Linked DNA regions of Homo sapiens: region 1 is linked to region 2. A link is an interaction called in ENCODE POLR2A ChIA-PET data of the cell type or tissue named here. Cell type or tissue: GM12878. All regions are shown on one strand. Links, peaks and the distances in the headings refer to the core of each region. The heading gives the core; the rest is flanking DNA. Region 1 overlaps LINC02558 (long intergenic non-protein coding RNA 2558). Region 2 has its middle 27 kb from the start of YWHAH.

Evidence for each region. Peaks named below come from ENCODE experiments on the same cell type or tissue, not always from the same donor. Only the 100,000 strongest peaks of a DNase experiment are listed, where the experiment ranks them.
Region 1: POLR2A ChIA-PET joins it to region 2 with 7 read pairs; 4 of 35 experiments call an interaction of 5 or more read pairs at or near these places.

What each region holds. Positions count from the first base shown.
Region 1 is chr22:31,979,785-31,985,157 of GRCh38, reverse strand. It overlaps LINC02558 (long intergenic non-protein coding RNA 2558), which reads right to left. Exons shown (of 5, transcript NR_149128.1): 3 at 3,753-3,886. It also overlaps the pseudogene RN7SL305P. Among named protein-coding and RNA genes, the nearest start is that of LINC02558, 12 kb to the right of the region's middle. In GM12878, for the core only: no CTCF peak of the experiment used is centred there; no DNase peak of the experiment used is centred there.
Region 2 is chr22:31,914,513-31,919,885 of GRCh38, reverse strand. No RefSeq gene overlaps it. Among named protein-coding and RNA genes, the nearest start is that of YWHAH, 27 kb to the left of the region's middle. RefSeq lists an enhancer at 2,416-2,916. In GM12878, for the core only: no CTCF peak of the experiment used is centred there; DNase peaks (open chromatin) are centred at 2,115 and 2,455; H3K27ac peaks cover 777 bases.

The DNA of each region.
Region 1 (5,373 bases), core at 255-5,254, 65 kb before region 2:
CAGTGGCATGATCTTCGCTCACTGCAGCCTCAACCTCCAGAGCTCATGTGATCCTCCCAGCTCAGCCTCCTGAGTACCTGGGACTAAGGTGTGCACCACCACGCCTGGCTAATTTTTTTTTTTTGGAGAGACAGAGTTTCACCATGTTGCCCAAACTGGTCCCAAACTCCTGGGCTCAAGTGATCCGCTCACTTCGGCCTCCTAAAGTGCTGGGATTATAGGCATGAGCTACCACACCTGGCCTTAGACTGCGTCTTTCGACTTCAAGGTGTTCCCAGTGTAGTTGGGGAGAAAGACAAAGGAAATGCAGTGGGCTTCTGAGTTTCCTCCTAAATCGCTCTTGAGCCGAGTCCATTCGAAGAACCTGAGTCCTTTACCTAGAATGCCTTTCTCCCCTACGTCAGTCTCTCCTCCATCAAGAACCAACTCAAATGTCACCTTTTCCTTGCAGCTCAAGCTACCCATTTTTTTCTCTCAAGGCAGAGTGATTCCTACTTCAGCTGGGTTCCCACTGCCTTCATACATACCCTGCTATCACACACATCACATCATATTGCATTTGTGTGTTTATCTGTCTAGACACCATGAGGGGCTCAAATGCTGAGCTTTTTAGTCTCAGGGCCCAGCACAGGGCTTTGCAGAGTCAGCACCCAGTAAATGTATGTTGTCAGTGAGTCAGCGAGTGAGCAAGAGATGGAATAAAGAGAGAGCCATCTTGCAGAAAGGAAAAACCCCTGGGCCCAAACTAGACCAGGACTTTGTACCTCACAAATGACATGCGGGTTTTTATCACTGTTATGCTCCTGCTACAAGGGTTGGTATGGCAACCCCCTCCTTCTCCAGAGCCAGGGTCCTCCAGAGACCTCCCCACCACTCCGGTGAGAAGTGAAGCGTGAATGATCTGCCACCCCAACACCCTCAGAGAGGCCAGCCAGCCTCCTGCCCTTCTCCCTAGCTGTGCCAGAACAGCAGGGCCCCCAGGCTGGAAAGTTTGCCAACTGAGTCCACTGGGGAGAGTCCACCAGGACCAAGGGGGAGAGTCTAGAAAACGTTAGAGGCTAAGGAATCTAAGATAACCAGGAATGAGTAGGAGGTGGAGAGAAGAATTCAGTGAGGCCCAAGTGGGCAGAGGCAACAATGAACAAGTTCCAGATAAACAATAAGGAATTTGTCAGGGCAAAAGAGAAGAGCTCCCAAAGACACAACTGTTACCCCTTTGGGAACGTTATGGCCAGCAGGAAAGGCCCAAGACCCAAGGCAAGATCTGGGATGACGCCAGGTAGAGAAGGAGTCTGCAGGACACATGAGGCCAAGAGGGCACTTAGACTGTATATTTAACATCTAAGGCTAGCTGTTCCCCAGAGAAGGGGACTCCTACAGGGCAAGGTTTTCTCTTTTTTTTTTTTTTCTGACACAGAGTCTCGCTCTGTCACCCAGGCTAGAGTGCAGTGGCGTGAGTTTGGCTCACTGCAACCTCCATCTCCCGGGGCAAGGTTTTCTTATAGGGACTGGTGGAGAATTCACCAGGCCTGGATCAAAAAAAAAAAAAATAAAGAAAGAAAAAAGAACAAATGGTAACAAGCACATGAAAAGAAGCTCAACACCATTAGTCATTAGGGAAATATTAAAAAAAATTTTTTTTGAGACAGAGTCTCTCTCTCTCACCCAGGTTGGAGTGCAATGGCATGATACCGGCTCACCGCAACCTTAGCCTCTCGGGTTCAACCCATTCTCCTGCCTCAGCCTCCCGAGTAGCTGGGATTACAGGCACCTGCCATCGTGCCCGGCTAATTTTAGTATTTTTAGTAGAGACGAGGTTTCATTATATTGGCCAGGCTGGTCTTGAACTCCTGACATCAGGTGATCTGCCTGCCTCGGCCTCCCAAAGTGCTGGGATTACAGGCATGAGCCACCACGCCCGGCCAGGAAATACAAATTGAAACCACAAATCAAAACCACAATGAGATACCACTGCCCACCCACCTACTAGGATGGCTATAATCAAAAAAACAAACAATGGCTGGGTGCAGGGGCTCACACCTGTAATCTCAGCACTTTGGGAGGCTGAGGTGGGAGGATCACTTGAGCTCAGGAGTTCAAGACCAGCCTTGGCAACATAGCAAGACTCCATCTCTACAAAAAATCAAAAAATTAGCCAGGCATGATGGTGCATGCCATGTTGGGGTGGAATAGTCCCAGCTACTCAGGAGGCTAAGGTGGGAGGATTGCTTGAGCCCAGGAGATCAAGGCTGCAGTGAGCCATGATTGTGCCACTGCACTCCAGCCTGGGCAGCAGAGCAAGACCCTGTCTCAAAATAATAATAATAATAATATTAATAATAATGTGTTTATGATAATGTGGAGAAACTTTATACATTGCTGATGGGAATGTAAAATGGTACAGCTGCTTTAGAGAATAGTCTGGAGGTTCCTCAACATGTGAAACAGAGAATAATCCTATGACCCAGCAATTCCACTCCTACCCAAAAGAATTGAAAACAGGTATTTAAACAAAACCTGACATACAAATGTTCATATACCCAAAAGAATTGAAAACAGGTATTTAAACAAAACCTGATATACAAATGTTCATATACCCAAAAGAATTGAAAACAGGTATTTTAACAAAACCTGACATACAAATGTTCATAGCAGCACTATTCACAATCACCAAAGGGTGGAAACAACTCAAAAGTCCATCAACAAAGGAATGGATAAACCAAATGTGGTATATTCCACACAATGGACTATTATTCAACTTATGAAAAGAATGAAGTGCTGATACCTGCTACAGCATGAATGAGCCTCAAAAACATTATTCTGGGCCAGACATGGTGGCTCACGCCTGTAATCCCAGCACTTCTGGAGGCTGAGGCAGGAGGATTGCCTGAGCCTGGTCAACATGGTGAAACCCCATCTCTACTAAAAATACAAACAAGGCCAAGCCCGGTGGGTCACGCCTGTCATCCCAGCACTTTGGGAGGCCAAGGCGGGCAGATCACCTGAGGTCGGGAGTTCGAGACCAGCCTAGCCAACATGGTGAAACCCCATGTCTACTAAAGATACAAAAAAATTAGCCAGGTATGGTGGCACGTGCCTGTAGTCCCAGGCTACTCAGGAGGCTGAGACAGGAGAATCACTTGAACCTGGGAGGCAGAGGTTGCAGTGAGCCAAGATAGCGCCAGTGCACTCCAGCCTGGGTGACAGAGTGAGACTCTGTCTCAAAAAAAAAAAAAATACAAACAAAAAAAATTAGCTGGGCATAGTGAACAAATGGTAACCAGCACATGAAACACATGTACAGGTACGTGCCTGTAATCCCAGCTACTTGGGAGGCTGAGGCATGAGAATCGCTTGAACCCAGGAGGCAGAGGTTGCAGTGAGCCAAGATCACGCCCCTGCTCTCCAGCCTGGGCAACAGAGCAAGACTCTGTCTCAAAAAAATAAAATTTTAAAATAAAAAAAATTATGCTGAGTTAAAGAAGCCAGACACAATAGGTCACGTATTGTATGATTCCATTTATATTAAACGTCCAGAGTAGGCAAATTCATAGGGACAGAAAGCAGATGAGTGGTTGTCAGGGCCTAAGGCAAGGGAGGAATGGTAAGTGACTGTTTAAGGAGTATAAGGTTTCTTTTCGGGATGATAAACATATTTTGGAACTACATTAGAGGTAATGGTTGCATAATATCATAAATGTACTAAATGCCATTGAATCATACACTTTAAAATGGTTAATTTTGGTGCATACCTGTAGTCCCAGGGACTTGGGAGGCTGACTTGAGTCCATGAGTTCTGGGCTGTAGTGCACTCTACCAATTGGGCATCCACACTGAGTTTGGCATCAATATGGTGACCTTCCAGGAGCAAGGGACAACCAGCGGCCTAAGGAGGGGTGAACAGCTCAGGTCAGAAACTGAACAGGTCAAAACTCTTGCGCTGATCAGTAGAGGTATCACACCTGTAAATAGTCACTGTACTCCAGCCTGGACAACATAGCAAGATCCTATCTCTACTAAATAAATAAAATGGTTAATTTTATGTTGTGTGAATTTCATCTTTATTTATTTTTTAAAAAAGAACATTGGTTGCAGTGAGCCAAGATTGTGCCACTGTGCTGCAGCCTGGGTGACAGAGTGAGACCCTGTCTCAAAAAAAAAAAAAAAACGAGTATTGGCTGTCAGAGCCATTTAAGTCACTCATGGTCATTGCCTTCTCCACCCAGGTGGACACCAGGTCTCTCTGCCTAACAAAGGCAGGGAATTACAGCTAGGGAGCTTTACCAACCCCACCAGGCGCTGAGGCACAGAACCCCTCTATTGCCTGCCTCCTCTCCACCTCGGCAACTCTCTCTCTGCCTGGTGAGGCCACAGGTGCCCCTGAACCCTCAGAGGTGTCAGGACAGGAAACTGGGGCAGAGGACCAGCTCCTTAGCACTGCCCTTCCCTCAAGCTCACTAAGTGGTTCCTTCATGGGTTTGCACAGTCAATAATTCACCAGCCTGCCAAGGTGCTAGCGGGACAGAAAAGCCCCCCCACTGCTCTCCTGCTAAAGGGGCCCAGGCTGATGAGGGAGATTCTGTCTGCTACTCCATAAACACTGACCGTTTACTGATGGCCTACTATGGGCCAGCACAGCACATGAGATTTGACATGATTATCACATTGCATCCTCATGATAACCCTGTGAGACAAACAGTGTCAAGCCCACAGTAGGATTTTTGCGGGTCTGAGACACCTTTGCTTTTGTGGGCCCCTTCCTCTATAAAAATAATACTAAAAATTATATTTTACAGCTGCATTGATAAAAGAATATTTAATAATGTCTTAATATATCAAGACGTTTTCTTTGACCTAAATTTTCATTTCTTTCTTCAGATGTGAAAAGTAACCAAAACTTTTTTTTTTTTTTTTTTTGTGAGACGGAGTCTTGCTCTGTCACCCAGGCTGGAGTGTAGTGGCGCCATCTCAGCTCACTGCTACCTCCACCTCCCGGGTTCAAGCAATTTTCCTGCCTCAGCCTCCTGAGTAGCTGGGACTACAGGCATGCACCACCACACTCGCCTAATTTTTGTAATTTTAGTAGAGACGGGGTTTCACCATGTTTGTCAGGCTGGTCTCAAACCCCTGACCTCGTGATCTGCCCGCCTCAGCCTCCCAAAGTGCTGGGATTACAGGCATGAGCCACCGCATCCGGCCCTTTTTTTTTTTTTTTTTTTTTTTTTTTCCTAGAGGGAGTCTTACTCTTGTCACCCAGGCTGGAGAACAGTGGTGCAATCTTGGCTCACTGCAGCCTCCAACCCCTGGGTTCAAGCGATTCTACTGCTTCAGCCTGCCAAGTAGCTGGGACTACAGGCACCCACCACCATGTCA
Region 2 (5,373 bases), core at 141-5,140:
TAGGGGCTGGGTAAGGTCATGGTGACCTGGAATAGAATCCAGCCTTTTTGTCACTTGCCAGATGGGTGACCCTCAAGCCTCAGGTACTTATCTGTAAAATGCAGCCAACAGGACCCACAGCAGGGGTCTGTTGTTAGAACTAAGCCAGGTATGGGTGGACACGGTGGCTCACACCTGTAATCCCAGCACTTTGGGGGGCCAAGGCAGGCAGATCACCTGAGGTCAGGAGCTCAAGACTAGCCTGGCCAACATGGTGAAACCCCATCTCTATTAAAAATACAAAAATTAGCTGGGCATGGTGGCGTGTGCCTGTAGTCCCAGCTACTTGGGAGGCTGAGGCGGGAGGATTACTTGAACCCGGGAGGCGGATGTTGCAGGGAACCGAGATCACACCACTGCACTTCAGCCTGGGTGACAGAGTGAGACTCTGTCTCAAAAAAAAAAAAAAAAAAAACAAAAAACAACTAAGCCAAGTAGCAAGCAAAGCATCCTGCATGGCTCCAGGCATGCATGCAATCAATGATCAGCTCCTTCCTGCTTTAGGAAGACTCCTTCCCTGAATCAGGAGAGAGGGAGTCCAACCTGGCTGCACTCTCAGAATGATGTAGTCCTACTGCTGGTCAAGCCTGGGGCTGCCAGCTCTGTGCCACCCTGCATCTCACTTGCAGAGTACGTGGTTACCCAGCTAATCACAGGAATTAGGGATCTGCAAAGACTGACTAGGTCATCTAGCTGGAGCCTGGGGCACTGTGGAAGGTGGGAGGAGGGAGGGGGGACAACAGCTTCTAAGGCTGACCGTAGCTGTAGACTCACCCCAGCCTTTTCCCAGGCTGCGTTAACCTGGCTGGCAAAGGGCAGTGATATGACAGCAGGGGAACACTATAGCAGAGAGTGAGCTGGAACTCGGGCCAATGTGTTCAGCCCAGTGACAGCTCCTGGCTCAGTGTCTCCTAGAAGCAGCCCTGGAAGAAGACAGGGACTGCAGGGGCAGCTGCTGGAAGGCGAGCTGGGCACGCAGCCTGGATTCCTGCCCCACCTCTGTCACAACCATTAGGCCAATGGCTCCACTTATTGGGCACCTCCAAGGTGGCAGGTGCTGTGCTAGGTGCTTAACTGAAGAGCTCTTCAACAACCTTGCAAGGAGGGCAAACATGTCCCTGTTGAAAAGATGAGGAAACTGAGGCTAACAGAAGAGGAAGGCTTGCCCAAGGTCACCCACCCTTCTAGACGTTCCTTCTTTTCAAGACATAGACAAGACACCCTTCCGCAGCACACACGGTCCTGCGCAATTGGTTCTGCTTCCTTCTCCTGCTGCACCTGCCCCTTCCTCTCCCTTGGCCTTCCATCAGGTCTCCATGGAAACATTCAGAAGCCTTCCCTAGGCCCCAGAATAGGTCAGGCTCCCCCTCACACCTTTTTTTTTTTTTTTTTTTGAGACAGAGTCTCACTCTGTCGTCTAGGCTGGAGTGCAGTGGTGTGATCTCAGCTCACTGCAGCCTCCGACTACCGGGATCAAGTGATTCTCTGCCTCAGCCTCTCCAGTAGCTGGGATTATAGTATAGGCACCTGCCACCACGCCGGCTTTTTATTTTATTCTATTTTTTTGAGATGCAGTCTCGCTCTCTGTCTTGCCAGGCTGGAGTGCGGTGGTGCAATCTCGGTTCACTGCAACCTCTGCCTCCTGAGTTCAAGTGATTCTCCTGCCTCAGCCTCCTGAGTAGCTGGGATTACAGGCACATGCCACCACGCCTAGCTAATTTTTCTATTTTTAGTAGAGACGGGGTTTCACTATGTTGGCCAGGATGGTCTTGATCTCCTAACCTCATGATCCGCCCACCTCAGCCTCCCAAAGTGCTGGGATTACAGGCGTGAGCTGCCGCGCCTGGCTCCCCTTACACCTTTCACAGTGGCCTCTCCTTTGTCTTTTGGGCACTTTTCGCAACTATACTTATTACTTCACAACCCTAAAAATCGTTATTTGTGTAATTTTTTGTTTAATATCCTTCCTCCTGCATCTACACGATGCCTGGCACATGGGTGACTGTTAATACGTATGTGTGGAAAGCACGGTGACTAAACCTGTAAACAACAAATGAGCGAATAAACCACAAACAAATCTCCCTCCCGCGGCGATGGGCTGGCTGCGATTCCACTGGGACACAGGGACTTGTATAAAGGGGCAGCTCCCTTAGAGTCTACATCATCAAACCTAATAGGAACAGTATCTTGTGATCACTGTGACCTGCAGCCCAAGGGGGTATGCACAAAGCAATCCCAAGATGTGTGCAGTGGGGGGTGGACACCCAGCTCCCTGCATGGGTCAGACCCCAGAGCTGGCCAGTTTCTCTGTTGTCCTCCAATCTGGCTTCCAGTGGTGGCAGCCACTCTCCTGGTTCCTGCAGGAGAGAGACGAAAGTGGCGAGGGGGTGTCTCACAAGGAGAACTGTGCCGGTTTCATTTCTGCTTTGAGGCGAGACACATCCTGTGTGTCAGACTACCCAGGGAGTGCTCCTGTTCTCCCAGCGCCAACCACCAACAGTGCAGTGACCAGGAGCAGGAGACCCTGGGGAGTCGAGACCAGGGACATGGCTGTCATGGCTGTGCAGGGAGCTTGGCCCCAGGCCCCACCCTGCCTCCTTCCCTGCACGGCGGCCTCTCCACAGAGGCCACTCTCACTGGGTTTCTGTCTTCCACACCCCATCTCATTGTGAGGAAAAGCCCAGCCTGGCTGGAGGGGATTAGGAGCAGGTGGGAGAATGCAGACAGGTGCGATCTCTCCTCTGCTCTGTGTGCTCAGTAACCCCAGGCAAGTCCCTGAACTTCCCTGAGACTCAGTTTCTCCTCTGAGAAGTGGGGGTCCCCACTCACCTCCATCAGGGCTGTCCCCAGGCCCTAGCAGGTTGGTGGACACACACTTGTTTGGGGTTCAATATACAAAATAAGCTCTTGCTGTTATCTTTTTTCTGCTTTCTTTCTTTTCCCAAGCTTCAGACTAGCTAGTGGTATATCATGTTCCTTGTACACCTGCTAGGCTCATTCAAAGCAAAATGTTTAGGCAGAGCATGGTGGCTCATGCCTGTAATTCCAGCACTTTGGCAGGCCCAAGGTGGGTGGATCACTTAAGCCCAAGAGTTTGAGACAGCCTGGACAACATAGTGAGACCCTGTCTCTACAAAAAATTAGTGGGGTGTGGTGGCATGTGCCTGTAGTCCCAGCTACTCGGGAAGCTGTGGTGAGAGGATCAACTGAGCCTGGGAGGCAGAGGTTGTAGTGCGCTGTGATCACGCCACTGCACTCCAGCCTGGGTGATAGAGCAAGACCCTGTCTGAAAATAAAATAAAATAGAAAACCAGAATGTTTGGCCTCCGTTACGGGAGCATTTACAGCACTGCCTTAAAATGGGGGAGCACCCTGCACCGCTCAGACACCTTTGCAAAGCTGACTGCCTCGGGTCCTCACCATGATCCCTCAAAGAAAGCTGGAGAAACGCCGTCATCACTGTACCCTCAAACTTGAGGTCGAGTGAGGTGAATGGACTTATTCAGGATCACAGGTAGTTGGCACTATTGTCAGACAAGAGTAACAGTGGCTTTTCCTCAGACTCAGTTCTCAAAATGCTGCCCCACCACCCCCCCCTTTTTTTTTTTTTTGAGACAGAGTCTCCCTCTGTCACCCAGGCTGGAGTGCAGTGGTGCGATCTTGGCTCACTGCAACCTCCGCCTCCCGGGTTCAAGTGATTCTCAGCCTCAGCCTCCTGAGGAGCCGGGATTACAGGCGTGCACCACCACACCTGGCTAATTTTTGTATTTTGAGTAGAGACGGGGTTTTGCCATGATGGCCAGGCTAGTCTCGAATTCCTGGCCTCAAGTGATCTGCCTGCTTTGGCCTCCTAAAGTGCTGGAATTACAGGCATGAGCCATTGCGCCCAGCTCAACAACCCTTATCTCCCAGGTTCTCACACCGACTTCTTGAGTTACGTAACGAAGTCTTGATGATTCCCATCTTGTCGCTAGACGGATGAGGGTCAGGGTGGTTTCAAAAGCCTATGCAGGGTCACCTGGTGAAGAAACAGCAGGTTGAACCTGGGCGCAGCGTTCTGATTCTGAGGAGAAAGGGAACATGAAAGAGATCATTTCCCTACTTGTCTTATCAGACACCGGCTACCACCGTGGAGCTTGGGTGTGTTCAGAGGCCATTGTTCTACCTACATCTGGGGCCAGGAAGAGCAAAGGCTGACAGGTGAGCAAGGCCTTGTGTGGCATGACACCAGGGGACAGGCTGGCTCAGGGCTTCCAGACAATGGGCCATTTTTTGGCTCCAGTGTGCACCCAGGGACTTGCCAGCACTCACCTCTAGTTGTTGAAAGGGCAGGCTGGGTGAGGCAGGTCGGGGAACTCTCTCTGCAGTTCTTCCTTTCAGTTTTTAGTCGTCTTCTCCTGACTGTTCTGTTGCCAAAACCCCCCAGCCCTCCAGCATCCCCTTCCCCACCCCATCCTCCTCACCTGCTAGAACTCTTATGTAGCTGTCAAGTCCCAGCCCAAATGCCCCTTTCTCCAGTCTTCCCCAGCTCCCCTACACAGACTGAAGCCCCCTCCTCTATTTCTTTTTTTCTTGAGACCAAGTCTCGCTCTGTCACCCAGGCTGGAGTGCGGAGGTACGATCTTGGCTCACTGCAAACTCCCCCTCCCGAGTTCAAGTGATTCTCCTGCCTCAGCCTCCCGAGTAGCTGGGATTACAGGCACCCACCACTATGCTTGGCTAATTTTTTTTTTTTTTTTGTATTTTTAGTAGATAGAGATGGGGTTTCACCATGTTGGCCAGGGTGGTCTCGAACTCCTGACCTCAAGTGATCCACCTGCCTCAGCCTCCAAAAGTGCTGGGATTACAGGCGTGAGCCACTGCACCTGGCCAATTTCTTTCTTTCTTTTTCTTTTTCTTTTTTTTTTTTTTTTTTTTTGAGATGGAGTATTGCTCCGTCACCCAGGCTGGAGTGCAGTGGCACAATCTCGGCCCACTGCAAGCTCCGCCTCCCGGGTTCATGCCATTCTCCTGCCTCAGCCTCCTGAGAAGCTGGGACTACAGGCACCCACCACCATGCCTAATTTATTTGTAGTTTTAGTAGAGACGGGGTTTTACAGTGTTAGCCAGGAAGATCTTATCTCCTGACCTCGTGATCCGCCCGCCTCGGGCTCCCAAAGTGCTGAGATTACAGGTGTGAGCCACTGCGCTCGGCCAGCGCCCGGCCAGTTTCTGTACTGCATTACAGATAGCCAATCTGAGACCTCTTCTAGAGGGCTATGGTGGCTGCTTTGCATGTCTGCTTCCCTCCACGAGGAGGGCAAGGCCCACGTTGGTTCAACCTTGCATAAATGT